Linked DNA regions of Homo sapiens: region 2 is linked to region 1. A link is a loop called in an ENCODE intact Hi-C map of the cell type or tissue named here. Cell type or tissue: PC-9. All regions are shown on one strand. Links, peaks and the distances in the headings refer to the core of each region. The heading gives the core; the rest is flanking DNA.

The links. A loop is a pair of places that touch in the nucleus more often than their neighbours do. Peaks named below come from ENCODE experiments on the same cell type or tissue, not always from the same donor. Only the 100,000 strongest peaks of a DNase experiment are listed, where the experiment ranks them.
Region 2: it touches region 1 in a loop (2.1-fold over the local background); 2 of 110 quality-filtered maps call a loop at or near these places.

What each region holds. Positions count from the first base shown.
Region 1 is chr3:105,990,562-106,006,186 of GRCh38, reverse strand. It overlaps LOC124909403 (a long non-coding RNA gene), which reads right to left and starts at 7,715. Exons shown (of 2, transcript XR_007095991.1): 1 at 7,631-7,715; 2 at 1-3,921. In PC-9, for the core only: no CTCF peak of the experiment used is centred there; DNase peaks (open chromatin) are centred at 7,756 and 8,126; H3K4me3 peaks cover 899 bases; H3K27ac peaks cover 2,049 bases.
Region 2 is chr3:106,178,232-106,193,856 of GRCh38, reverse strand. LOC105374027 (a long non-coding RNA gene) reads right to left here. Exons shown (of 3, transcript XR_924311.3): 2 at 15,309-15,356; 3 at 1-57. LOC107986110 (a long non-coding RNA gene) reads left to right here and starts at 2,589. Exons shown (of 2, transcript XR_001740838.3): 1 at 2,589-4,667; 2 at 5,333-6,962. RefSeq lists an enhancer at 9,402-9,451. In PC-9, for the core only: no CTCF peak of the experiment used is centred there; a DNase peak (open chromatin) is centred at 9,636; H3K27ac peaks cover 1,192 bases.

The DNA of each region.
Region 1 (15,625 bases), core at 3,168-11,167:
CATTACATAAGCATGATGGATTAAATCATTGGCCATTGGCCATCGGTGATTGACTCAACTTTCAGCCTCTCTCCTGACCCTGAAAGTCCAGGAATTGGGTTAAAATTCCTAAACCTCTAATCACAGGATTGGTTCCCCTGGCAACCAACTCTCAGTCTGAGGTTACCCAGGAGCCCCAGCCTTTCGTTATCTTATTAGCATACAAAAATTATATAACAATATCACAGTCCCATATGGAAAATATAGGCAAGTACAACTAACTAATCCACAAACATACCTTTTAGACAGTGTCTTTGGAGATATATGAATATAAATGTATCAACTATTGGAAATTATTTCTTTGAGAGAATGTTTTTGAAACTAGGTAAAGTAATGTAATTGTAATGCAAAGTAAATGTTAACCTAAATAATCATGTTCATAGGATACACTAATGTTCCAATTAGTGTATCTGAATTTTATTAACATAATCATGTTTTATGTTTGCATAGTCTTTTATACATTTATTCTTACAGTTTTGTTGGTGGTTATCACCATTTAATAGACGAAGAAAATATCTAAGATAATTAAAATCCAAAATTACATTGCAATTCAGCACAACTAGAATTTAGGTTTTCTGTGTTCTATTTCTGTATTCTTTGTTTCACCATGTTTCCTTTCATACATTTTACTGCCACTAAAAGGGTATGGATAATTTTTCATCTTTTTATAAATGTATAAAATTTACTGATTAAGACTTAAAGTTTATTCATTAAGCTTAAAGTTTACTAATTTAGGCTTATGTATACAGGCCTAGAGGTGTCACCAACACTCTGAAGCACTTACCAACTCCTAGTTTTTAGTGTTGTAATAATCATAAAATATTTATTCATACATCATTTTACATCTGATATGAGCTGAAGCTTGGATTTTGCATTTGGGATGACAAATGGCTCATTTCTGGATAGATTCCCTATAAGTCATTACAAGTTCTATGACTTTTGTCATTGAACAAAAACCACTATTGAGTGATGGAATTTCATACACCTTTAACTGTAATTCACCTGACTGCATAATCGCAAATTACTGATAATGTAAAATCTATCCAAATGTGTCCACACATATTAGCTGATGATCAGGCCGCTCCACAAGGAATGTCAGGCCACTCACTGTGCTTATTTCTGTGGCTTAATGTGGGTGAAAGTTCAAATAATTCCAGTTCTCATTATCAAACGGATAGCTTATATAAAGTCAATTCAGAGTTTAGCAAGGGATACTGATTTTCTGACCTCATAAAGAGTACAATATTCAGTGTATACCATAAGAAATACTAATTAAAAGTCATTTTTATTTATTGGCTTGGGCATTACTTTGACTTTCACCATTCCATTTTCATTTCAGATTTTTTTCATTGGAACTGTTGTTTTAATCGGCTTACAGATTGTGTTTTGGCAACTCTTTCCTTCTCATATCAGTTATCATTTGGGAAAGAAAAAGTGAAAACTGTACTACAGAATTCGCAGTATTAACTTCAAAGCATGGCATTTAGAGTTAGATTCTTTTTGAGTTGCTGCTTGGTAATTTGCTAAAAATAATAACGATTCCTCCCTCATATCTCTGGAAGGGCTTTATTACACACTCATTAAATTGTGCTTAGGTAGCATAATTATATAGAGTTCAGCATATTTCAGTTTATCAACAGAGTGAGTCACTTGGGAACTGTATAGACAATGTGGGATAGGGCAAGATTGCTGGGAAGACAGAATTTACTTCTATTTCCAGTTTAGGTGGTGGGTTGTTTTTGGTTTCGTTTTTGTTTTTTATCTTGGGCATGTCACTGATTCCTCTGGTCTGTTTCTCTGTCTTTGAATTGATAATTTGATTTCCCCCTTCGTGGTTCTTAAGAATATTGTGAGCAAGCATTAATGAAGCGGATGCACTCTGAGTTCCTCAGATAAGACTACGTAAGTCCAAAACCTTATGACTGAGTCATGTGAGGGTTTAGGCTTCAAGATTCCATTTGGTGTACATATTTAAAGGAAAATAACCTATTTTAGCAGTTGGGAATCTACTGCTTTTAAGATCTCTTGGGTAAGTTATAACATTTACTTCAAACCTATCCCATGTATAGCTTTTCATTTCTCTTTTAAATCCCTATTGTTCTTTTCTTGGTAGAGAAAGCATACATCTCATCTTTATCTTTGACAAACTTATTCAGTAAATGCAATTCCCCAATATGTTGATCACAATTATAGAATTTCTATGAAATTCTTAGATTTGATAAAGTTTCTAGAGAACTTTAGCTCAAGCTAAAATGTGTATGATCATTGTGCTATGCACATAACAAATCCTTGATAAGTAACAGTTAAGTCTGGATTAAGTTGAGGACTTTTTTAAACAATAATTTTATTAGGAAGTTATTATTAATGAAGTTATATTTTGGTAAAATGCCACTAGTCCACCTGATTTATGATATCTAGGCATTCCAGCATCTATGACAGGATTTTATTTCATAAGACTCCATCTCCACCCCTACAACCCAGGAGGCAGACTATAAAATAATCATCATTTTCCACCTCATCCTGTCCATCTGGATGTCAGATGGAAGCAAAGAGATCCATAACCCTTTGAAATAAGTGAGGTGGCCTGGGTAGCATTTCTTAATGCAACCTATGAAACCAGGTTTTAATATCCACATCTTTGAACTATTACTAAGTGGATACTGGAGGCCACATTTTCCTCCACAGTCACTCTATTACCACATCTTCTAATTCATTATTCTTTAAGTACTTCAAGATAGTTATAATAGAATTAAATTTTATGTAATGCTCTTCATCATCCAACAAAGTACATTGCCGAATCATCTTTAAGCCTTCGACCTTTTCCCGATGAAAACACTTCCCTTGCCTGTACTTTCACTCTGAATCGTCAGCCTATGTCAACCTTTGCTCTCAATCTGAATTTTTATTCTTGGAATGCCTGCCCAAGACAAAGGAAGAAAAGGAAAATGAAGAAAATGGTAAAACAAAATGGAACATTAAGCAAAGGCAGCATAGCTCCAAGAAAATCCTTAGAAGAATATAAAGCAATTTGTCAGTTCTTAAAATTAAAAGCTAACTATCAAATATCATCCCAGAATATTAATGTCTTGAGAAAAGCTTGACATAACTCCTGGATAGGTATTTTGGAGTCAGCAACATAGTTTCAGTCCTCCGTACTCCAAATTCATCACAGGATTTCACTTCTTGATTATTTATGGTTGTTTTGGACCATGTAACTAGTCTGGCAAATGAGGTGTGAGTAAAACTGAAGTATGTCACTTCTGGGCTATAGTGAGACTCTCCAGAGCAGTCTTTTCCCTCTGCTAGAAAAGGCAATACTCATTATGTTGGCTGTCCAATTAGCCAGTATACCTGAGAATGCATGATAAGTACCTGGCAATGTGCAATTGTTAAGGAACACGGGTAAGAAATCAACCTTTATTCTTTTAAGGCACTGAGATTTGAAGTTGTGTTTTATGGCAGCATAACCCACACTATTCTGACATTACAGATACTCACCTTTGTTAAGAATAATAAAAGGAAAGTTCTCAGCAAGTACTTTTTAATGCTTTGAGAAACTTTCAATTTGCATTTACTCTAGTTCTTAGAACTTTATCTGACATAAAATAAACAGATGGCTTAGACTCATACAATAATGCTCATTAAATTTGTGGGGATAATATGAATTATTCTCATGTAGTTATTTATTGAATATTTTATGGTATTCAATAGATTTATTCAGTAGCTTCATCTATTTTCAGAACATAAGTCAGTTTTAGCTTAAAAATTTCTACTTACATAATGAAATGGGTTCACTTATTCCCAGGTGGCTGATTTGTCTCATGTAATATGATGTTACACAAGGGTTCACCATTCTTCCCTGTTAATGACTTATTTGGCACACTACAATGTAAGAAGCCAGGCAAAAACTTCAGTGAGGAGAAATCTTGAGTCTCCACCATTATCCCCACTTTGTTTATGAGCTCAATGGTCACGAACTGGGAGAGTTGAAGAAAGAAACAGACATCCACAGCGTGATCATGTGATCTACCTGACTAAGAGTCTGCTCAGAAGAGGATATCATTAGATGACCATTTACACGAAAAGCAAATAATCTCTCATTCCGGCATTATTTCAAGAGATCCATTCATGAGTCTTCTCCCAAAATCTTTTTGTCACCAAGATTATAACTGACTCTGAGTTCCTGTCCATGTGGCCTAAGAAATTCCCTGTTCATAAATTATGATAGACCTGTATTTCTGACAATTTCTCCAGTTGCAAAGTCTTCCACTTTGACCTTTCTAACATAGATAAATTTTTATCCTTTCTGTTAATACAGATCAAGTAGGGAATTAATGAAGTGTTCATCTATTTCAGTTCTAGAAATGTAATGATCAATTAGTTATTGCCAAAAATAACTGCAGATCAAAGTACTTCTATTACCACTTTGGCTCTGCTGCCTGTTAGAGTAACTATTATAATCTTCTCCCTTTTCATTAAGTGCTGCTACTTTGCCTCTGTTACGAAGGGATTCTATAACCCCATTGAAATCAGACAGTCTGTTTCAGTGTCATTATTTCTCTTCTTTATCCTTGGTCTACAGAGAACAGGCACTACAGGGTTTCTACTAACGTATTTATCTATACTAATTTATTTATCAGTTCTGTGGGGAAGGGACTATAAACTAGGACCTTTCAGAAACAGAACTACAGGGTGACTGAGTCGATTGCCTCTCAGAGATAATTTACTTCAGCCATCCTATTTCCCCAAGTTTCTACATTATACTAAGGAAATTCTGACATCTCTATTTCTTTTCTTTTTTTAATAAATTTTTTAATAATTTCAGCTTTGATTTTAGAATCAGGGAGTACATATACAGATTTGTTACATGGACATATTGTGTGATGCTGAGGTCTGGGGTACAAATGATCCCACCCAAGGACTGATCATAGTACCCAGTAGTTTACTTTTCAATCTGTGACCCTTCCTTCCCTCCCTCCTCTAGTAGTTTCCAGTGTCTACTGTTGCCATCTTTATGTCCATGAGTGCCCAATGTTTAGCTCCCACTTGTAAATAAGAACTTGCAGTATTTGGTTTTCTCTTCCTGCATTAATTTTGTTTAGATGATGACCTCCAACCACATCCACGATGCTATAAAGGACTTGATTTTGTTCTTTTTTATGGTTGTCTAGTATTCCATGTTATATATGTACCCCATTTTCTTTATCCAATCCACTGTTGATAGAGACCTATGTGTATTCCATGTCTTTGCTATTGTGACAAGTGCTACAATGAACAGACGAGTGCACTGGTATCTCAGTTTCATTCATCGTAGGCCAATACGGAGCCGAAGTTTTAATCAATCCACTGAGAAAACATTTAGCAGCACTCTTATTTTCTCAAACTAGAACTCTAAATCAAGAATTTTGAGTTAAATAAGCTCTAGCTGTATACGCCCATATTAACAATAACAAGCAAAAAGCCTATCCAAATATGATATCCTTCCCATCATTGTCTATAATCTCAGAGGCCATTTTCATAAATTCTCCAGATTTTTTCTTGCTATATTAGCAAAATGTTGTAATTATTTTTGGTATGGAACCTGGTTTATTTTGTAAATGACTCCCTAGGTTATATTGAAACCTGACATAATTTATAGGCCTTGAGGTAAAAAATGGAAGTAGACATATTGAAATGAGAAGAATTTGAATTCTCTTGCAAGATAATTGTTTCAAGTGAGGAATTTACTGGATGCAAAAAAACTAGACACATGAGTGAGAAGGAGAGGTTTCTTCTGCTGGCATAGGAGGTAGATTGACAGGAGATTCAGGGAATTCATATTTGTCCAATTAACCAAAACCATTGATTAACTTTCCAGATCCTTCTCATTTTCAAGAAGTAAATTAATTTTTACTCAAGAGAAGTAATGTAGTTATGAATGTGATCTGCAGTATAATTCAACTACCCTGGTACAGTAAGTGTGATGAATGTGGGGACTGATTCCAAAAAAAAAAAAAAAAAAAAAAAAAGACAATGAGGTGACAGTAGCACACTGTGAGCTTAAGATAAGCATTATCTGGGCAACACTTTAACAGGTTTTGGGGTAGAGAGAAAGACCTCAGAGCATAAGAATATCCAAGAGATACAGCACAGGGACCACTGTTCATAGTGAGACAAGGGCAAGAGAACTCCCAGGAGAAAGAGAGAGATCAGATAGGAGGCTTGTGTTTTAGGCAATGTTCAGCAGTCCTACAGTAAATCTCTGGGGAGTCCAACACTTCCAAAGGTTAGAATTGGAGTCTTTTATATCTATAGAGTTTATCTTATCTCTGCCTAGTAAGTGTTTGGTACATTTTCATCGAATATGGAAAGCCAAGAGGCTCTAAATGGCTAAAACTCTGCACATTGGGGGTATGTTTAAAACAACTGGATATATATGAGTTAGAGTTTAGTGGTGTCAAACTTTTGAGTTAACAGACTTCAGCCTGTTATAAAGAAGTAAACAACATATGGCCAATATACAGAGGCCATCTTGGGCTCCTTTATATAAAACCTAGAAATCAGAAATTTAGACTTCTGAATTCGGACTTCTTCAACTCTGCTGATATAAGAGATAAGACATCATCTTAAGGCAATCATAGAAATATCTGGGTTCCCTGGTCATATTTTGATGCATTCAAAGCTCTGCAGTACAGTCTGAAGTAGCCATTCCACCCACACAGTCTTTTTATGCTTGAACTACCGTTAATGGACTATCACAGCAGTCACTCAGTTTAGACAGCTTTGTCTTTAATAGGACTTCATTCTAGCATTATCACAAGACATAATTTAAATGTTTTACCACTGGTTGTCATGGAAACAAATCCTATCTGTTAATGATAATTAGACCTTGCCACATAGTCAACCAAATATTAAGATTTCTTTGAATATTGATTACCGGCAACCACTTGATGAAGCAATTATTGTGTAACTCAAATTTCACCTGTAGGTAGACAACAGAATTCTGCTAAAGTCTGAATGTTTGTGTCCCCTAAAATTTATATGTTGAAGTCATACCCCCAAGTTGATGGTATTAACAGGTAGGGCCTTTCAGAGGTAATTTGGTCATGATGATGGATGGTGCTCTCATTAATGGGGTTAGTGCCCTTATAAAGAGATTTTTAAAATCTCATTTGTCACTTCCACCATGTGAGGATGCCATGAGAAGGCACCTTCTGTGAACCAAAAAGTGGGCTCTCACCACATCCTGAATTAGCTAACACCTTGATCTTGGACTTCTCAGCCTCCGTAAATGTTAGAAATAAATTTCTGTTATTTATAAGCTAACCAGTTTCTGTTTTTTGTTTGCTTGTTTGTTGTTGTTGTTGTTGTTGTTGTTGTTGTTATAGCACCAGAAATGAACTACTAAAAATTCATTCTAGTTAGTTCAAGCAGATAAGAGCTAACAGAGGAAAATAGATGAATAAGAAATTGTAGGAGAGGGCAAAGCAAGATAGCCACATAGAACACTTGACCTATCTATCATCCCTCCCACAGGAACACCAATTTAACAACTATCTACACAAAAAAGCACCTTCATAAGAACCAAAGATCAAGTGAGCAATCACAGTACCTTGTTTTAACTTCATATCAGTGAAGGAGGCACTGAGGAGGGCAGGAAAGACAGTCTTGAATTACAGATGGCACACTTCCTCTATGCCCTGGCAGTGACCACATGGTATATAGACAGAATCTGTGTCCTTGGGGGAGGGACAGCACAGCAACTCTGGGACTTTGCATTCAACTAAGTGCTGCCCTGTCACAGCAGAAAGCAAAACCCAGCTAAAATCAGCTGACACCCACCCATGGAGGAAGCATCTAGACCAGCCCTAGCCAGAGGGTCAGAACTCGAGTTTTGGCAAGTCTTGCCATCACAGGCTGAAGTGCTTTGGGGTCCTCAATAAATTTGAAAAGAAATCTTACAATTCCTAGGCAAGTCCGAGTGCTGTGCTGAACGCAGAGCTGGTGGACATGAAACACCAGCCAGGGCAGCTAAGAAAGTGCTTGCATCACCCCTCCTACAACTCCAGACAGCACAAATTGCAGCAACAAAAGTGACTCATTCTTTTGGCTTGAGAAGAGGAGAGGGAAGAATAAAAAGGACTTTGTCTTGCATCTTTGATACCATCTCAACCAGAGTAGGAAAGAGCACTGGGCATAGTTGTAGGGCCCTGATTACAGGCCATAGCTCCCAGATGACACATCTAGACATACCCTGGGCCAGAAGGGAACCCATTGCCTTGAAGGGAAAAACCCAGTCCTGGCAGGATTCACCACCTGCTGACTAAGGAGCCCTTGAGCTCTGAAGAACCAGAAGTAATACCCAAGTACTATGCCGTAGGCCTTGGGTGAGACTCAGATGTGCTGGCTTCAGGTACCAGCTTGGCCTCAGTGGGGTAAAGCACCAAGTGGGTTCCTGGGGTCCCTGATTTCAGGCCTTGGCTCTTGGACAGCATTTCTGGACATGCCCTGGGCCAGAGGGGAGCCCATTGCCATGAACAGTGAGTCCCAGGCCTGGCAGCATTCACCACCAGCTGACTGAAGAGCCCTTAGGCCTTAAAGGAACATCAGCAGTAGACTGGCAGTAACCCCAATGGATCTGTGGTGGTGGTGGACTGGAGAGAGGCCCCTCAGACTGTGGAAAGGGCTGTATCTTGTGGTTTAAGAGGCAGCTCAACCACAGTACAATAGAACACCAGGTAGAATTCTAAAGTTTTTTTTGCTCTAGTCCCTAGCTCCTGGATATCATCTCTGGACCTACCTGGGGCCTAAGGCAACTCACCACCCTAAAGGGAAGAAAACAAGCACGACTGTCCTTACCACCTGCTGACTGAAGAACCCTAGGGCCTTGAGCAAACGTAAGTGGTAGCCAAGTAGTGGTTACACCAGACCATGGGCAACACCCAGTGCTGTGCTGGCTTCAGGTCTGACCCAGTCTCAGTGGTGGTAGACACAGGGTGTAAGTGTCACCGCAACCCCAGCTACATGCAGCTCAGTACAGAAAGAGAGACTCCATTTGCTTGGGAGAAATTAAGGGTAAAAAAACAAGAGTCTCTCTCTGGTAATCCAGAGAAATGTTTTGGATCTCATCCAAGAACACCAAGGTGCTATGTCTACGAGCCTGCAAGAACCACAGCATTACTGGGCTTGGGGTGGTAACCAATGCAGATATAACTCAGATCACAACAACCAAGTCCCTTTGAATAGCAAGAATGCCTTCCTGAGAAGGAGAAGTACAGACAAGCCCAGACTGAAAAGACTACCTTAATTCCCAGAAACGAACAAATATCTATAAGCATCAAGACCGTCCAACAAATCATGACCTCACCACACAGAATAAATAAGGTGCCAGGGACCATTTCTGGAGAAACAGAGATATGTACTCTTTCAGACGGAGAACTCAAAAATAGCTGTTTTGAGGAAACTCAAAGAAATTCAAGATAACACAGGGAAGGAATTTAGAATTCTGTCAGATATATTTAATGAGGAGATTGAAATAATTAAAAAGAATCAAGCAGAAATTCTAGAGTTGAAAATGCAATTGACATACTGAAGAATGCCTCAGAGTGTCTAATTGGCAAAACTGTTGAAGCAGAAGAATTAGAGCTTAAAGACAGGCTATTTGAAAACACAGTCAAAGGAGACAATAGAAAAAAGAACAAAAAGAATGAAGCCCGTCCACAGTATCTATATTTAGTCTCAAATGGGCAAATCTATGAGTTATTGGCCTTAGAGAAGAGGTATAGAAAGAGACAAGGGTAGAAAGTTTATTCAAAGTGAAAGTAACAGAGACCTTCCCAAACCTATGGAAAGATATCAATATTCAAGCACAAGAAGGTTATAGAACACCAAGAAGATTTAACCCAAAGAAGACTACTTCAAGGCGTTTAATAATCAAAACCCAAGGGACCCTTTGTCAGATGAGTAGGTTGCGAAAATTTTCTCCCATTTTGTAGGTTGCCTGTTCACTCTGATGGTAGTTTCTTTTGCTGTGCAGAAGCTCTTTAGTTTAATTAGATCCCATTTGTCAATTTTGGCTTTTGTTGCCCTTGCTTTTGGTGTTTTAGACATGAAGTCCTTGCCCATGCCTATGTCCTGAATGGTAATGCCTAGGTTTTCTTCTAGGGTTTTTATGGTTTTAGGTCTAACGTTTAAGTCTTTAATCCATCTTGAATTGATTTTTGTATAAGGTGTAAGGAAGGGATCCAGTTTCAGCTTTCTACATATGGCTAGCCAGTTTTCCCAGCACCATTTATTAAATAAGGAATCCTTTCCCCATTGCTTGTTTTTCTCAGGTTTGTCAAAGATCAGATAGTTGTAGATATGTGGTGTTATTTCTGAGGGCTCTGTTCTGTTCCATTGATCTATAGCTCTGTTTTGGTACCAGTACCATGCTGTTTTGGTTACTGTAGCCTTGTAGTATAGTTTGAAGTCAGGTAGCATGATGCCTCTGGCTTTGTTCTTTTGGCTTAAAATTGACTTGGCGATGCGGGCTCTTTTTTGGTTCCATATGAACTTTAAAGTAGTTTTTTCCAATTCTGTGAAGAAAGGCATTGGTAGCTTGATGGGGATGGCATTGAATCTGTAAATTACCTTGGGCAGTATGGCCATTTTCACGATATTGATTCTTCCTACCCATGAGCATGGAATATTCTTCCATTTGTTTGTATCCTCTTTTATTTCATTGAGCAGTGGTTTGTAGTTCTCCTTGAAGAGGTCCTTCACATCCCTTGTAAGTTGGATTCCTAGGTATTTTATTCTCTTTGAAGCAATTGTGAATGGGAGTTCAGTCATGATTTGGCTCTCTGTTTGTCTGTTGTTGGTGTATAAGAATGCTTATGATTTTTGTACATTGATTTTGTATCCTGAGACTTTGCTGAAGTTGCTTATCAGCTTAAGGAGATTTTGGGCTGAGACAATGGGGTTTTCTAGATATACAATCATGTCATCTGCAAACAGGGACAATTTGACTTCCTCTTTTCCCAATTGAATACCCTTTATTTCCTTCTCCAGCCTAATTACCCTGGCCAGAACTTCCAACACTATGTTGAATAGGAGTGGTGAGAGAGGTCATCCCTGTCTTGTGCCAGTTTTCAAAGGGAATGCTTCCAGTTTTTGCCCATTCAGTATGATATTGGCTGTGGGTTTGTCATAGATAGCTCTTACTATTTTGAAATATGTCCCATCAATACCTAATTTATTGAGAGTTTTTAGCATGAAGGCGTTGTTGAATTTTGTCAAAGGTCTTTTCTGCATCTATTGAGATAATCATGTGGTTTTTGTCTTTGGTTCTGTTTATATGCTGGATTACATTTATTGATTTGCGTATATTGAACCAGCCTTGCATCCCAGGGATGAAGCCCACTTGATCATGGTGGATAAGCTTTTTGATGTGCTGCTGGATTCGGTTTGCCAGTATTTTATTGAGGATTTTTGCATCAATGTTCATCAAGGATATTGGTCTAAAATTCTCTTTTTTGGTTGTGTCTCTGCCCGGCTCTGGTATCAGGATGATGCTGGCTTCATAAAATGAGTTAGGGAGGATTCCCTCTTTTTCTATTGATTGGAATAGTTTCAGAAGGAATGGTACCAGTTCCTCCTTGTACCTCTGGTAGAATTCAGCTGTGAACTCAAACAAATTTACAAGAAAATAACAAACAACCCCATCAAAAAGTGGGCAAAGGACACGAACAGACACTTCTCAAAAGAAGACATTTATGCAGCCAAAAAACACATGAAAAAACGCTCACCATCACTGGCCATCAGAGAAATGCAAATCAAAACCACAATGAGATACCATCTCACACCAGTTAGAATGGGGATCATTAAAAAGTCAGGAAACAACAAGTGCTGGAGAGGATGTGGAGAAATAGGAACACTTTTACACTGTTGGTGGGACTGTAAACTAGTTCAACCATTGTGGAAGTCAGTGTGGCGATTCCTCAGGGATCTAGAACTAGAAATACCATTTGACCCAGCCATCCCATTACTGGGTATATACCCAAAGGACTATAAATCATGCTGCTTTAAAGACACATGCGCACATATGTTTACTGCGGCATTATTCACAATAGCAAAGACTTGGAACCAACCCAAATGTCCAACAATGATAGACTGGATTAAGAAAATGTGGCACATATACACCATGGAATACTATGCAGCCATAAAAAATGATGAGTTCATGTCCTTTGTAGGGACATGGATGAAATTGGAAATCATCATTCTCAGTAAACTATCGCAGGAACAGAAAACCAAACACCGCATATTCTCACTCATAGGTGGGAATTGAACAATGAGAACACATGGACACAGGAAGGGGAACATCACACTCTGGGGACTGTTGTGGGGTGGGGGGAGTGGGGAGGGATAGCATTGGGAGATATACCTAATGCTAGATGACAAGTTAGTGGGTGCAGCACACCAGCATGGCACACGTACACATATGTAACTAACCTGCACATTGTGCACATGTACCCTAAAACTTAAAGTATAATAATAATAAATAAATAAATAAATAAATAAATAACCCAAGGGACAAGAATAAAGAAAACATTCAAAAGTAGTGAGAGAAAAGAATCAAATAACAAACAATGGAGCTCCAATACTTCTGGCAGCAGACTTTTCAGTGGAAACTTCACAGGCCAGAGTGGCATGAGATATTTAAAGTGCTGAAGAAAAAAACTTTTACCCTAGAATTGTATATCCAGTGAAAATATCCTTCAAACATGATGGAGAAATAAAGATGTTCCCAGATAAACAAAAGCTAAGAAATTTCACCAACATCAGAACTATTCTACAAGAAATGCTAAAGGGAGCTTCTTTAATCAGAAAAAAAGGATGTTAACGAGCAATAAGAAATCACCTGAAGGTATAAAGAACTCACTGGTAATTAGTATGTACCCAGAATAACACAAATTGTTATAATACTGTAACTGTGGTGTCTAAATCACTCTTATCTTAAGCAGAAAGACTAAAAGGTAAATCAATAAAAAATAATAACTACAGCAACTTTCCAATACGTAGACATTAGTGTAAGATATAAATAGAAACAACAAAAAGTTAAGAAGCAGGAGGGAACAAAGTGAAAGGGTAAATTTGTAATAGTTTCATTTTTGCTTGTTTGTCTGTTTATGCAATCAGTGTTAAGTTGTCTTCATTTTAAAATGAGTTGTAAGATAGTATTTGCAACTCATGATAAACTCAAACCAAAAAATACACAACACATACACAAAAAAGAAAAAGTGAGAAATTAAACCCTACCACCAGAGAAAATCTATTCCTTCTTTTCTTCCTGTTTTTTTAATGAAGGTGAAGACTACAATACAACTAGAGAACAAAAAACAAAATGTCAATTTCTTAGTTATCAATAATAACATTGAATGCAAATGGACTCAACTCTTCTATCAGACATAGAGTGACTGAATGGATTAAAAACAAAGACCCAGTGATATGTTGCCTAAAAGAAACACATTTCACCTATGAAGACACACAGACTGAAAATAAAGAAATGGAAAAAGACATTCCTTGTCAACAGAAACCAAAGAAGAGCAGGAGTAGCTATACTTAAATCAGACAAAATAGATTTGAAGACAAAAATGAAAAGAAGAGACAAAAAAAGTCATTATATAATGATAAATTAGTCAACTCATCAGGATGATATAACAATTATATTATATAACAAATATATTAGATGTATATGCACCCAATACTGGAGCACCAGTTATACAAAGCAAATATTATCAGATCTACACAGAGAGATAAGACCCAATACAATAAGAGCTGGAGACTTCAACATCCCACTTTCAGCATTGGACAAATCATCCAAACAGAAAATAAACAAAGAAAGATTCGTCTTAATCTGTTAATCTGCACTATACATGAAAAGTATCTAATAGATATTTACAGAACATTTCATCCAAATACTACATAATACACATTCTTCTCAGCATATGGATCACTGTCAAAGACAAACCACACATTAAGTTATATAACAAGTCTTAAATGTTCAAAAAAACTGAAATAATATTAAGCATCTTATCTGAACACAATGGAATAAAACTAGAAATCAATAATAAGAAGAATTTTGGAAACTATGCAGACATATGGAAATTAAGCAATATGCTCCTGAATGACCAGTGGCTCAACAAAGACATTAAGAATGAAATTGAAAAAATTCTTGAAACAAGTGATAGTGGAAGCACAACATACCAGAACCTGTGAGATACTATGAAGGCAGTACTAACAGGGAAGTTTATAGCTATATGTGCTTTCATCAAAGAAGAAAAATAATTCAAAAAATAGCCTAACAATGCATCTTAAGAACTAGAATAGCAAGAAAAACCATACCAAAAATTAGTAGAAGAGAAGAAATAATAAAGATCAGAGCAGAAATAAATGACAGTGAAATGGAGAAAACAAAATAAAAGATCAACAAAAAAGCTAGTTTTTTGAAAAGATAAACCAAATTGACTAAATTTTAGCCAGACTAAGGAAAAAAGAGACAAGACTCAAATAAATAAAATCAGAGATGAAAAAGGTGACATTACAACTGATACCACAGAAATCTAATGGATAATTAGTGGCTACTATCAGCAACTATAGGCCAATAAATTGGTGTTTTGATAGAGACTGATTGATTGCATTGAATCTGTAGATTGCTTTGTGTAATAGGTACAGTCTCTTCAATAAATGGTGCTGGGAAAACTGGATATTCATATGCAAAAGAATGAAACTTGACCCTTGTCTCTAACCATATACAAAAAGCAAATCAAAATGAATTGAAAACTTAAACCTGGGGCCTCAAACTATGAAACTACTGAAAGAAAACATGGAGGAAACTCTCCAGGACATTGGGTTGGCAAAGATTTCTTGAGTAATACCACACAGGCACTGGAAACCAAAGCAAAAATGAACAAACGGGGTCACATCAAGTTAAAAAGCTTCTGCACAGTAAAGGAGACAAGCAACAACATGAAGAGCCGACAACATGAAGAGCCAACCCACAGATATTTGCAAACTCCCCATCTGACAAGGAATTAATAATCAGAATGTATAAGGAGTTCAAACAACTCTCTAGGAAAAAATCTAATAATCCAATTTAAAAATGGGCAAAAGATCTGAATAAACATTTCTCAAAAAAAGACATATATATGGCAAACAGGTATATGAAAATGTGCTCATCATAACTGATCATCAGAGAAATGCAAATCAAAACTACAATGAGATATCATCTCACCCCAGTTAAAATGGCTTTTATCCAAAAGTCTGGCAAGAACAAATGTTGGAGAGGTTGTGGAGCAAAAGGAACCCTTGTACACTATTGCTGGGAATGTAAGTTAGTACAATCACTATGAAAAAGAGTTTAGACATTCCTCAAAAAAACAAAAATAGAGCTACCATACAATCCAGCAAGCCCATTGCTAGGTATATCACCAAAAGAAAAGAAATACATATATCAAAGAAAATCTACACTCCCATGTTTATTGCAAGACTAAGTCACAATAGTGACTTGGAAGCAACCTAAGTGTCAATCAACAGGTGAATGGATAAAGAAAATGTGGCATACATA
Region 2 (15,625 bases), core at 5,148-13,147, 190 kb before region 1:
AGAGCAGTTTGCATCACAGCAGCTTACTTCATCAAAGCCAGGATGGGATAGAGTCAGCTGACAAGACAGACATTACAATCTTATGTGATATAACCATGGAAATAGCATCCTGTTACTTTTGCCATTTTTTATTGGTTAGAAGCAAATCACAGTTCTTGCCTCAAGGGAAGGAGATGACACAAAACCATGAGTACTAGGAGACAAGAATAATTGTGAGCCATCTTGCTGTCTTTCCACCACCATCTATAGAATTATTTTGCTTTGCAATACCTACTAATATATTTTGATTATGCCTCTTTTCCTTTATAATCTTCCCCAAAGTTTCTAATTCTTTGCTTTTATTTTTTGCACTATCTTTATCATACATTCAATTTCTTTCCACCCCAAAAATTTTATATTTAATCAGATATTGCTCTGAGTTTTGTTTTCTGGAAATTTTCTTTTGTGGACTTCTTCCTCCCCCTCTTATTTGGACTAGTTGATCTGTAGGTTTGCTACACCATACTGGAGTGGTAGTCAATATTTTACAATGTTAGCATCATCTTTAATTTTGCTACAGCACCTTGTCAGTGAAATCACTTTTAGTCGTTAAGTTTTTCTTGGATGGCTACCATATGTCAGGCACTATCCTAGGCTCTGGGTACCCAATAGTAGAAAAAGAGCCAGTATAGGAAAAGAAAATATCCCTGTACTTGCGGAGTTTATATTCTAATGGAGGGAAACAGACATTATACAAAGTAAATGAGAAGACTATATACTTTACCCAATGTTCATAGAAATTCAGAAGAAAAATGAAGTAGAAGAAGGAAGGAAAGAGAGTGACTTCCTGGGCACAGGCTAGTGTTAGAAAGGTGGGGAGCTAAATTTTAAACAGGGTGGTCAGGGAAGAGCTTCCTGAAAAAAGAATATTTGAGCAAAGACATGAAGGAAGTGAGGGGGAGAGCCGTGTGTCTCTGGGAAAGAGCTCTCGAAGCAAAGTGAACCACAGTCCAGAGTTTCCTTACTCTGAGGAAACAGTGCTCTGTACCATGTCACACTGCCATCCCAGTCAGAACTGATTAGATCAGGAATTATTGCCAGAACCAAAGCGTCCAATGAGTTTTCTTGGCAGGGAAACTCTATAGAATAGAGATGTCCTATTGTGAGATGAGACCGGCCCACCCTGATCTGATTGATGTTCTCCAGTGGAGTCCCGTCATAGCACAAAGATAATTGAAGAGAGCCGGATACCTGCGAGGGACTCAGCAGAGGCCATGCCCCAACAGCAGTAATGATAAAGCAGAAGCCAAACAGTAGAAAGACACAAAGTTAAAGATAAACAGAAGAGAAGCAGAGGCATCAGAGACCTGAAACCAGAAAATGCTGAACTCCCAAGTTGCTGATGGCAGACAGGCTAGGGAAGAATGAACAGTTTCCTTATCTCCCCAACTTCTAATGGATCTATGTTTCCTCAGTTCTTGGTGGGTTTTGCCATAAAATCATGTTTCCTGTTATAAATGAGGAATGAGTGTCTATGCCTTATAAACAAAAAAAAAAAAAAAAAAATAGCAACAAAGCAACTATTTCTGCTTTTCTTAATTAGCTTGATGTCTTTACTTCTTTATTACTTTGTCTTTATTTCAACCTATAAAAACATAAAACAAAAGATAGTTTCGGAGTATTTACAGTTTCAGAAGCTTCTAACATCAACCTAAAACCTCCTAGTTGCTTTTTCCGTATTGAGAATATCTACAAATTTCGGTTTTGTTGTTGTTGTTACTCACCCCCACCAACACTGCCAAGGGATTTCTGGGGTACCTATATCAAAGGGAAATTTTAGTATCTTTCAGACTGATTTCTTAGGTCCTTGTCTACTTCTGTGCCTGTCCTTGTAATTGAGATTGTAGATGTAGGGGCTCTGTTTCCACTACACTATTAGCAAATGTATTTCCCACCCTCTTTTACATAATTACTGCCTTGAATCCATTAGAGCAACTGCAGGAGGTAATTTTGCACCCTTACCTTGGGCTGTTGTCACCATCCCCTCTCTCTCTTTCTTCACTAAAACCTCAAGGGGTTTTGATTGTAAATTTTGTATTCTATGAGACTAATATATTTATAATATCTTGCAATATAAGTTAGACTGGTGAGTGCATGACTGTTGCACTTTAAATAGCCCATCACTTAAAGACAGAAACAATTACCAATAGCAGGCTCTGAAGAGATGCTTTACATTCGTATATTTAAATGGCTCCCTGTTCCAGTGGAATAAATAAAATAAGGCATTATTTCTTTTCCTGTCTTGTTTTTCTACTAAATGTCTACCTTTCATGTTACAATAGTTGGGGAATATGTGCTTCTAAGAAAATGTGCTTAAGAGTGATAATTCAGGGAAAGCCTGCACATTAGTCATCGAAGTAGATTTTTAGTAATTCCCATTTTCCCCATGAAAATAACTGAGTAAAATTATGATAACAGAATGTAATGCATACCACAATTATTTTGCTAAGCTCAGCCTCTGAAGTGCAAAAAAGTGTTGTGACATGCTTGAAATCAGTGCTTAAGCAATTCTATATTTATTTTAGCATTTGATTTTTAAGTTTTGCTGCTACTACCTTAGTCTAAATAGCATAACATGGAAAAGCAAGTGCATTGAATTTTTGGAAAAGATAAAATGACTTCTCAATTTATGAACCCAACATCTGGAATTCTCCAGAGCACTTCCTCAAATCAATATTTTTCCATTTGTTGAATTTCAATTGTTTTAGATAATGTCTTTGACATCATATCAACTCATTAGGAGAGTATTATTGTTTCACAAGAGAGTAATTCTGTCAAAAGCAAAGCTAAGATCACAAGGGATCCAAACTCTATTTTCATGTAAATATATTTAATAAGGAGAAGAGGCAGAGGAAAAAGAGAATGGGAGATAAGTCAGTCTAAATGGAAGATGAGTGCTTCAGATTATTAGAGAGATTAACATATAATATATAAAGGTATCTGGGCTAGTTGTATCAATTGATTAGATCCTATATCAAGCATTGATGATTTGATATTTGCATGGGTCACTAAGTTTTGCACAATGGGGAGAAAAGTTTAACAGATACTTCTCTGTGGTCAACAAACCATTCTGAATGCATGAGGTGATGGGGCAAAAAATTGTTGATGGCCCCACACTGTCAGTCAATCCTAACCACTGGACATCAACCCTAGGTGCTGGTCTCATTTACAGTGGTCAGTAGTCTTTTGTGCCTATGAAAACACATGGTTAATATCGTTGGAAAGTCCAGATTTTGCTGATTACTTCACATAGCAGGCACTTAATAACGATGTGCTGAATAAAGGAATGTCTGATTTTATGGACTCACATGAAGCAGTCATTATGCAATTGCACAGATACTTGTCATGATAGAGAATCATGAAGGACAGAAGCAAAAATCAGGGGTGGAGGTAGAAGAAGACTGAGAAAGCTTTCTACAGTTTTTCCTGATTTCCCTTTTATTTGCTCTAGCCAAGCAATCTTGGCTAAGAGGGGAAATGAGCTGAGAGCATTTTGGACAGAAGGGGAAAGTGGAACAAAAGCACAGGGTACAAAGAGCTCTAAGATGCATAGCCCTGCATCAAAAAGGAAATACACTTTTCTCTCTGTTGTACCTCTTATATTGTCTTAATGACTTCAAGTTATTTTCAAGGAACCAGGAAATGCACAGAGATCCCTCACTCCCGCCACAACCAAGCCTACACCTTCAATGCATACCTACATTGTTACGACAGAATAAACTGTCACACATTTGTTGTGTACCTACATTTGTTGGGACAGAATAAACTGTAGAGTCAATTATCTCCTGAATAGTTTGCCAACCCTTGCTAATACTACTAGACACTTAGGATGAGGATGTCCTTTTAGATTTAATAGAGCTCATAAAATAATCACTCCACGTAAGTGAATTTAAGGTTTTAAAGAGAAATATCTCAGTAATTGGGCAAAATCTTATCAGTGCCTAGAGGGAATGGAACTTTGTTTAATTGTTTTATTGAAATAAGAACAGACACCCAACAAAGAAATAGTAAGAAACGAGAAATGCTGAATTGGAAAGGAGTTTGCTTGGTAGTTAGCAATGTAAATATACCTATTTTTTAAAGTGCAGAAAATAGCTGGTTGAAAGGAGAGAATAAAATTTCATCTTTTATAATGTTGATACTTAGAATTTATATAATATCTCTGATCTTTATCACCATATCTATAATCCAAAAAATTTCTGAAGGCGTTAGGAGGTGGTCAATGTTATTTTCAATTTGCAAAGTAATTATTTAGCAATAAAGATTATGTAAGGCCAGCACCAGCTGTGAAATAAAAAAAAAATGGAAACCAGAATTGCGTATTCAAATTTACTATGGAGTTTCCTATATACCCACTCCCTTTTAAACCAGCACCCACATAAAAAATTAGAATGGTGGTCTGTTAAGAATGACCATCTGGGTGACTGTTCTCCCTTTTTCACTAAATGCTATGGTCTGAATGTCTATGCTGTCCCAAAATTTATATGTTGAAAACAAATAATCAATGTGATGGTTTTAGGAGGTGGGGCCTTTGAGAGGCCATTATATCATGAAGGCAGAACACTCAGGAATGGGGTCAGTGCCGTTATAAAAGATGCCCTGGAGAGACCTTTTGTCCCTTCTACCAGGTGAGGATATAGTGAGAGGGTATCATCTGTGAACCATAAAGAGGGCCCTCATCAGACACTGAATCTGCCTATGCCTTGATCTTAAACTTCCAAGTCTCCAGAACTGAGAGAAATACATTTCTGTGATTTATAAGTTTCCCAATTATGGTATTTTTATAGCAGCCAAATTGGACTAAGATAGCAATTCTATAATGATATTGTGTAATGGAATAATAGAGCTAGTGAGAATATATGACATTTCCTTTTAATATAAAACTTTATACATGCCACCTGAGATCACCAGTTTTCCTTTTAGGAGGAAAAAATCTGGTTGAAGCAGAGGTTCTTAGACTTGTAGCATTTCCAATGTAATAGAGTAAATGGACAAATAAATTCTTAGAATATCCTTAGGCAAATGCCTGATATAGTCCTCTATCAGGACAACTTCATTTTTAGTATTTGATTTCTGAATATATATATTTTTAAATATTATAATTTATATCACATTATATGCATTTTAAAAGATAAAAAGGCATAGTCTCATTTTCAAAATTGCCTTACAAATTTATTATATACGTGTGTGTATATATACAAATGTACATGTCATTTATTATGCACATTATCTTATTTAATTATAATAACCTAGGGAATTAAGACTTTACATCAGATTTTCTTTTCTTTTTCAGATTGGAAAAGCATTGGAAAATTTGTCCAAAGTCACTCAACAGATTCATGATGGATCCTGGATTCACAGCCAGCTTTACTTGGCAATAAAATTCAAGTCCTGTTCACATCACAACACATTTTTACCGAAAGAAAAATATGATGTGTAGATGTTTGGAGGCATCCTATCTTAATGAGGCTTTTGTTAGAAAGAGTTTTCTTAAAATTACAGGGTTGGGGAAATAAAAAATGTTTGTTGCTCAGATTAACAAAAAAATGGTATATAGAAAATAAAGCTAAGAAAGGAAAGTGCAGACAACCAAGAGACTAGAATTTTCAATAAATGGCAAAATTGTGGTGTTCTGTGGTTACCTCTTGAAGATTTGGCCTGAATCATGCAACAATTGCCCCTTACCCTCAGTCCTCAAATTACAATAGTGAAAGAGGTTTCTATAGGTATTATATTTGAATCTGCTATATTTTGTTTATTACTTGCAAGGACATATAGGAGAGCAAAAGTTTTCCCTCTAATTTCTTAGGTTTAGTAACTGGAACTTGTGAATTAAACTGGCAAAATACAGATTAACAGGAGAAGAGTCATAGACATTTTATTTTAAATTTCATATGCAATGTAGTTCCAGAGAAAAGAAGTGAAAGCCTGAAGAAGCAATTAGACTTGAGGAGTTATATCTTTAACAAAGGGTGGTGAGTGTAGAGAAGTGACTAGATTTTTTTTAAGATGGTTTTAGGCTTCCAAGGGTGATAAACCATGGGAAGGAAAATACATGAGGGAAACTAATGGTATATAGGAGTTATTTAGTAAGGTTTGTTTACACAGACTAATCTCAGTGGTAAGAACGGTTTTTCTCCTTTTTCTGGTCAGGGGAAGGAGAAGGGACACCATCACAATGGGAATTTGTGCTTTGCTGGTAGACAAATAGGAGCAGAGCAGAGAACTTCTTTCTCTCAATTGTCTTCAGCTCAGAATAATCCTTATGCCAAACAGGCATAATTTGGAATTACATATTTTCATCCTCTCCACACACAAGCTTCCGTATAAAGTTCAAAGACAGTAGTATTTTCTTATAATTCACTCTGCCCCAAATATTAACTAAGATGACATTCTTTTTCCAGCTTGATTCTGCAACATTCACTTCCAGAAACTTTATCACTCTTAATCCTGGATTGAAGGAAAATATTTGAATGTGATAAAGGATATATATTTTAAAAAGAAAGGAACTATAATAAAAGGCAAGATTCAGAAATTATGTTGTAATCTGTGACTTAGTGCAATTTAGTCCTTGAATTTCTTGTGTGCAATTTATTGAAGCTATCTTATTATATGTTAATTCTGTGTCTTCTTTGCCCTCTCTTTTTGTAAAAATTTTCTTTTTCTGAATTTTTTTCCAGAGTCAATCATTGATCTTCTTGATAACATTCATTTCCCTTGGTGAACTAACTTTGGTTCATCGCTTTATCATTCTTCTCCAGGCTGTTTTTGAAGGGTCTGTGAGCTGAGAATGGTTTTTAATAGATAAATGCTCACAATCAATTTGGGGATAAGAAATATTATTTTGAATCTCAGTTACAAAAAATGTTATCCTTCATAAAATAATTCATTTTTTTCTCAGTAATAAAAATGTATTTCAAAAATATGGTGTCCTTATTATATTTTAAATTTTGCCAATAAAAATAATAAAAATTGATTTTCTCTAATTATGTAAGTACCTAGATGATTTTTAAAATTTTGTCTCTTGACTTATACAAAGCCTAAAATATTTATAACTGCCCCTTTATAGAAAAAGTTTGCGAACCTATTTTCTAAAGGTTGGATCCACTCAACAGATATCTTTTATTTGGACTTCAAAATGTGCTTCAGAATGCACGAAAACAATAACTACAAAAACATATATTAATTTCTTTCTTTCCTGAACTCAAATAGCAACTTGCAACAGCATGCTTTCTAGAGTTGGAATATTCATGTGTTACATTGTGTGTAGGGGGTTGGAGGGTGTGTGTATGGGTCTGTGTCTGTAGAATTGGACCTCATCTCTGCTCTTCAACAAAATTTAGGTTTAGAAAAGGGAGTAATTTCATAAACTTATTTTGTTTCTCATGAATGATACTATTTTGAAATTAACAAAAATGATGCTCAGTGAACACCAAACCAATAAATGTTTAAATGAAATGGAGAATTTGAGTCTTAACATTAAATCTTAAGCAAAATACACATTTTAAGGATTACGAATACTTTACTTCAAAATGAAAGTTGTCATCATCAGCTCCCTATACACTCAAGAATTCTCAGTGAAGTGAACAGAATTAGAACTACAAGTGAAAAAAATTAGAACTGCAGTAAGAAGTTCCTGTTAGAGACATGACTCAATCTCTCAACTCCTATGTGGCCGTGGAAAAATTGGTTTATCTGGCTGATAAGCCAGGTACCTTTTTCTAAGTACCTTGAAGTGGCTGACCTCTAAGATTCCTTGAAGTTATGACAATCTATAACTGGTATGGTGGGCAGTCTCACCAGCAAGTGACTTTTGTGGTCCCAAATGTTATTATTTAAAGGGGTACAAGTCAGATACTCTTTCTGCAAATTATCAGCCTTACTGACTATTGACGTTTTGTTATGGGTTAAATAGGCATCATACCTAGTTTCCCCGTATTCTCAACTCTCAACAGAGATAGCTACTATTGCTATTCCTATTTCTTTTCAGACAAAGAATTCAAAAGAGATTGAAGTCATTTACCCATGGTTATAAAACCCAGAAGTGTCAAAACTGAAATTTAAACACTGTTTTATTTCAAACTTAAATTGCTGATGCCCAAGCTATATAGTTTCATGGTTTAGTGGTCCCCTCCTGAAAAATGTTTTCATTTTCTAAATTTGAAGAAATCTCCTTTGAAAGGCAAAACCCTTAAGCTTGCTTTGCCCGACACTTTATCCCCTTGACAAGAATCAGGGATGGCAGGAAGACAAAGGGAGGGTCAGAAGGAAGAAGTGGCTCTGGCAGAAGTAGATGGGAAGCCAGCAGGGATGAACTTCACCTTGATCATTATGTTGCCTAAGACAGGTCTGACTTCCAGTTATAATTAAACATGAACATCTTTACCAAGCATTCATTTACTTCATGTGTTTTAGAGAAGAACATTCCACCCTAATGCGACAGAAAGGTTAGAGTTAAACTAGAAAATGAGATTGGAAATCCCATCCAAGCATGTAGCATGCAGTAATCCCCCTATATGGAGGATAGGTTCTGAGAGCCTAAACCCATGGTTAGTACTAAACCCTACATATACTATGTGTTTTCCTACCCATATATACCTATGATAAAGTTTCTTTTATAAATTAGACACAGAGATGAATAACAATAGCTAATCATAAAATGGAACAATTAATATACTGCAGTAAGGGTGATGTGAATGTGGTTTCTCTCACTCTTTCTGAAAATATCTTTTTGTAATATACTCACCTACTTTTAAACCCGCAACTAACCATGGGTAACTGAAACTACAGAAAGAGAAACCACAGATTATAGAATACCACTGTACTCTCTCTGCCCAAGTCCTATCCTCAAAAATGTCTTGATTACTACAAAATGGCTTTTTCTTTTTTTTTTTTAACTTTTTAAGTGAAAACTGAACTATTAAGTTTATATATTTGATGATCTCCTATTTTCTAACTTCTTTCAAAATAAATCAAAGAATATATATGTGAATGTATCTATATCTTTAAATTACTTAGAAAGAAAAATTTTCCCACCACATTTATCTCAGCTAACTCATGAAACTGAACTCATTGTTTCAGTTCCCAGTGAAGTGATATTAACAAGTGTTTTTAGTTGGGGGAGTAAAGAAGGAGGTGCGTATAGATCTAGGGGAGGTGGGAGATGGGAGGGAGGCTAGACCCAGTGAGATGGATAAGATTAGCAGCCTAATGAAGCATCTTGCCATTGAAGCCCATGTACCATAAAAATGCACATACGAATTTATTTTTATAAAAATATAGCTGTCAGCTTACATATTATAATGCAGTTGGCAAAAAATAAGTTAATAAAAAAGTTCTCTTCTAAAATTTGTTAGATTGCCACAAAAAGGAAGCTTTCTACAACGTTTTTTTTTTTTCTTAGAACCCTTGGGTTAATGAAACCTAGTCTGTTACAGTTACTGTTTTTCTTCTCTCTACTCAGCATGGATTACTTGATGTCTCATCTATGGCAGAGTCTGCCAAGACAATTGAGCAAGTCTAGTGTAGAGAACTTTAATGTAGTTGGAACATATCCAGCATCAAACAAGAGTCTGTGTCAAGATCTAAGACTAGCCAGATTTTCTTTCTCAGGTGTCATTTTCTTTCTCAGGTGTCATTTCCTTCTCTCTGGAGTCATTGGGTGTCTGATTCCTTGAGTCCTCAGGCTATCAGGAACTTTCAGAAGAGATGTGTTTTCTCTGGTTAGATAACATGCCTTGGTGCTAATCCTCAAATCTCCTTGAATTCAAGTGTGTCCTGAGGCAAGAATTTTCACTGCTTGCCTGTTTCTGCATCTGAAATTTATGGGTTTTCTCATTCTGAGCCAGTTCACAAGTTGGCTGATGATTGGTGAGATCAATTATCTTTGTGAGAAAGGAGCTCTACAAATGTTAAATTGTACTAAATCATTGAGTAACGTAAAGCTGCTATGTCAAGTTACAGAAAGCAATCAAAGCTGCCTAATGCATCTGTTGCCTATTTTTAGAGCCTGAATCAACTCATGGAGCCAGTTAGGTAACTCACATAATAATAACTGAGTACTTATTATTTTTTAGTCATTATGCTAAAATGTTTCATATGAATTAATTTATCCACCTCATACCAACCTGTGAGGTAGGTAATGCTATTATCTTCCACTAGCAAATGAGGTAATTAGCCCAAGGACACCGATTGATAAATGGTGCACTAGAAATTGAAGCTGAGACTTCAGGTTCCAAAACAATTCCATTGTACTGCTTACAATGTAGTCATGCCCTTTGACCTCCAATAATAATAGAATTTCATGCCAAGACTATTTAGATGTTTAGAGCTAACTCTGAAGTAAAAATGCCTGCATGGCACTGCCAATTGCTAGGTGCCGACCCTTGGGCAAAGTGATATTAACCTCACCTGTAAAATGGGGTCAATAACCGTCCCTGCCCATAGGGTTGTTTTGAAGTAATCCATGTAGAGCATGTACACTAGTGCTCAGTACGTAGTGAGCATTCAAACATTTTAGGTACTATTAGCACTTACATAATGACACTATCATTTCTAATCACATTCAGCTGGAAGGCATGCATATGAATAAACATCAATTCACAGGTCCTGTCTGACCTATTGATTCTCACTTGCTGATATAATCAAAATAAAACAGTAATAAGGCAGTGCAGCCTCTTACACAGACAGCAGCCTGGCTTCGTTCTAAGATTTAAACATCAGTTTAAATCAGCTATTTCAATCCAAGCCATTTTGAATGAGGTAATGGTTTGTGTGCGTTTTAGGAGAAATTACAAAGTAAAGTGAAGTAATGCCTTCATTATGCATATTAAGGGTTTGGATTCTGCATGGTCAGTGGGTAGGAAGATTCTGGACTTATTTCAAACCGCCCTTGTAATTGTATCTGTCTGCCTTTTGTATAAGCAGGTAAGAACTGCTGAAACCTCTAACTAGCCAAAGAATAGACAGAAAGAAACCATGTATATTCACATTTGTTTCCAAATAGCCTATGGAAGCCACAGGGAGTTATGCAACCTTAGAGAGAGAATATTGGAATTTTTTTTGTATTGATGTATTTAATGATAACTCCCTTAAATTCAACCCCCCTAGATTAACTTTGAGTTTGAGTTCAAGCTCTGCTACTTAATTAGATTTGTGACCTTAAATATGCCTTTAAGTTTCCTTTTCCGCATTGGGAAAGTATAAATGATACTACTACCTACTCATTCGTAGTTGTAGCATTTAAGAGAATCTATGCAATTAGTATAGTGACTAACATACTATGTTATCAATAAGTTTTAGCAATTATGATGTTATGAGTATTCTTATTGTATATTCTGCTAGTAATTGAATATGACTGTAATTTAAGCTTGTCTGTCGATTCTGCATAGTATTAAAAAGCTTAGAAAAGAGCATAAACTATGTTTTATAAAAGTTAAGCAATTAAAAATGGCAAGAATATATACCTTTTACTTGCAAACTCTTATATGTCCTTAAATTCCATGTAATGAAAGCCAACTTTTTGTGTGTTTTTTAATCATACAAAATCATCAAACCATCAAGTAATATTTGTAAAGTATCTGCATAAGCATGGTATCACGCTGGGTGCTGCAATACAATAATTAATAATGATATCATGCAAAAACAGTATTTTTCAAGGTTTTAAATATGGTTGTAAACTAATTAATTTTCATTGCAAATATTTTTATAAGAATAAGAAACTCATTCTTGTAAAGCATGGTTTGAATGAACTGGATTCAGATTGCGAGGCAGAAGGGAACTCAATTCTTCTGATACTCAAACCCAAATCCTATCCAGCTTTTAGTCAGTGTGTGGGAACATCAGTAATTTATGTGCCTTCTATTTAAGTTGAGGAGCTAAGATGTTAAGTAAGAGAACTCACATGGAAGAGGCCTTAAATTCAGTTTATCTTAAAGTTTCTCATAAACGTGCTTTTCATCTATGAAGCCTATTCCTGGCATCATAGAAGATTGCAGTTGCTCTCTTTCCCTTAGCAACAATGAAGAAAATATGCTGCGGAAATGTGAAACATATAACGTACAAATATAATAGTATTAACATTCTTCCCAAGCTTGTTACTCTTTCCATTTTTCTCTTGACTTTTATTTCTTTTCTCTCTAGAAAAATACTGTTATTTTGAGAAAAGGATAGTAAGCCAATGAGCACCTGCCAGGGGCAGGAGCATAACCCTATAGGAAACCCTGAAAGACTGTCCGTAAGCATCAGGGAGATAGGGTTTGAATCCCAAACCATCTTCTATTAGGCTGGTGCAAAAGTGATTACAGTATTGCTATTACTTTCAATGGCAAAGACCGCAATTACTTTTGCACCAAGTTATAGGTTTGAAACTCTGGAAATTAGGTAGGTTCTTTGTCTTATCTCTGTCCTCTATATTTCACCTTTTATTTCTAAAATACAAATACTACAAATACTAACATCACAGGTTTAATTTTTAAGACTACTATATAGTAGAAATTAAAAACAAAATAATAACTCTTTGTCTAATTCATTTTCAAACATGCTAGCCATTTTCATTCATGAGAATAAAATGTCTGTGTAGCCCTTCTACATCCAGAAAGCTTTAGCAATACACTCAATACACATACAAAGTATGTTTGATTTGTTTTACCAATAGTTTATAGTTAGTGATAACCATCTCTGATATAAGTGATTCTCAAGCTAGACTACACATTAGAATCATCTGGGACCTTTAAAAAATACTGATTCTCAGGTTCCATCCCGAATTAATCAAACCATTATTTCTGGCAATGGGACCCTTTGCAGTCATTGGATTTTTTAATCAGTTAAATAACTCCACTGTGCAGCCAGTTTTAAGGTGCTTTCTTAGAAGGTTTATCCATCTTTCATGTTTCAACTCAATTCTATAGTCTTCCCTTATCTTCTTGACCCTATATCATATTGAGGCTGAAAGTGTTGCATTTATTTACTGCATTCTTAATGATGTATCTTGTAAATGCTGGATGTATTTGTATACATTATTAAGAACAGTAGATTTGACTACATGTGCAGATTTCAAGGAAATTCAAGCACGGTATCTGACAAGAAGTCTCTCACAGCAACACAAACTTTGTCTCCCCCACTTCTCAAACTTTCCTCCTGAACATAGAAGCCTATTTATTCTTTTTTCTCAACCTTTTTATAAAAAGTGATTTTATCTAGTTTTTCCATTTGCAACCCAAATACTCTCCATCCCTAAATTTACTTTCCTTCTGGGAAGTGAAATAATTTTAATATGTGCAGAATTGCCTAAATGCAGTTAGATACATCTGCATTAGTCTAACCAAATATGCATTAATTTTGTTTTGCACAGTGGTTTGTGATTACCTGAAATTTCCCAAAGGTGTTTTTCCAGATAAACTATTAGCTCTTATTTCTGGATCTGCCTACCATGGCTCACAGGTAGAAAACCCAGGCTATTATTGTACCCCTAGTTCACAGGCGTATCTCCAGACGCAAAGGATTACAACAAAAAATTGTGAACCTTCAGCTCAAGGGAGGCAGATGTGTACTAGAGTCAAGACTCAGAAAATAATATGAAGCTTCTTTTATTCCTTTAGGAAAAAGGATAAAAGAAAAAGGGGTAATTAAGTCTCTTTACATCCACCACACTCAGCAGCAAATGACTTCTTGTTTAATAGAGTTAACAATGAGAAAATTTATTTCCCTTTGAATAATTGCCTTTACTTAATTACAGTTAATCAAAACCTACAGGAGTAAAAATGCTAGAGAATTGTGCTGCCACTTTGTTGCTTTTCACAGAAGGTTTGTATAGAAGAAATAGATAAAGGAAACAAATATGTGGATTTTAGATAACTTCCCCTAATTAGAATAAAGACTCATCCTAATACAAGGGAAAATGCAGTTTGCTTTCCTATTAATATAACCAAGTTTCATGGCTTTGAGACCTCTGATCTGCTTGGATTACATTATAGCTGTCATCTGCAATCTGTATTTCTTAATAATAGAATTTGCTCACTTCCTTAAGTTAAATTGTTTTGGGGGAAACATTTAAGAAGCAATGCCTTCACTTGGGAAGCATAAGGTTTAAGTCACACAAACTGAAGGTAATTATTTTGCTAAGTTAATTAGGAATGTTTATGTATTTGATAAAATACAAATACAATTAGAAGACAAATAGATTACAGCATGAGGCTTAAGGACCATGGACTGATGTCAAAGTATATAGGACATCATTATTTAGATATCTGTAAGGTACCTTAATCCCAATATGTACAAAACTGGACCCAGCATCTTCCTTCACTCTCAACCCTGTTTGGTTCATTTTGAAAAAAAAAAATGAGGAACATAGAGAATAAGAAACCAGAGTCATCCTAAACAAGTCTTCTTCCCTTCCCATCTTTCCATATGTAATTCATCACCAATGTCTGTTCATAAAAAATTCAGACACATCTCTCCACTCTGTTCTCCTATCTACACCTCCATCCTCACTACCACCTGAAACAGGTTACAAGTACCCCTAGGACTGGACTGCTGTAAATGGCTCATAAGTGATCGACCCACTGTCATCCATCCTTATCCCTGCTCATGCATTTGCCCCACTACACCTAGAAAAATCTTTGCAATCTTTTCCACACAAATCTGATTGTGTTACTCCTGTCCTTTTCTGATTCCCTATCCTCCCTCAGCTTTGAAATCCTTTAATTTTCCTCCTAACATCTCACAATCTCCTCCCCGTCCCTAGTCCTGGCCTGACCTTGTTTACCATGTTTACCCATGAGCACACCCCAGCTCAGTGTGCTCCTTGGCTTCTTCCCTCAGCATCACCATCACCCAGCCAGGATATTCAGAGGACCGAACCCTCTTTCCTCCCCTTTAGTCCCAATTTACTCCTATTCATCCTACAGACTTCAGATCATTTCCCTTTCCCAATCTTCCTGCATGCATTAATTTTCCTATTATGCTACCTCAGAGTACCATATACTTTAGCACTTAAAACAATTGCAGCTTTACAATTATTGCTTATTAGTTACTGTCTCCCCCAATAAACTGCATTTGTTTGCCATTATATCTTTAGTGCCTTCTACAACTCTAGGTCACTTAAGCATTTAATAAATAAATATTAATTTAATGAATTAATGAATTAAACGGCTTGATTCCCATAGAATATGACACATTTTGAAAATCCCACAACAATTAGGGCATACCTAAATCTTGTATGTTTCAGTAAATGCTATTGAAAAAATATCATATTGACAGGCAACTCCTACCTGGATTACGGTAACCTGTCACTTCTTGTCTAATAGGAAACTGTGGTTCTGGGGAGGAGAAAAAAAACACATAATTATAAAACATGATATAATGCCAAATGGGTTACAATCCAAAAGGCTCTGAGCTTAATATAATACCTAAATTCCAGTGTCAGCCAAACTAATTTCCAAGCATATATCTTATAGTTGAAACAAAATGCTTAACACTTGACCCTAAGTATGTATAAAATCTGTGATGGTTAATATTCAGTGTCAACTTGATTAGATTGAAGGATGAAAAGAACTGTTCCTGGGTGTGTCTGTGACGGTGTTGCCAA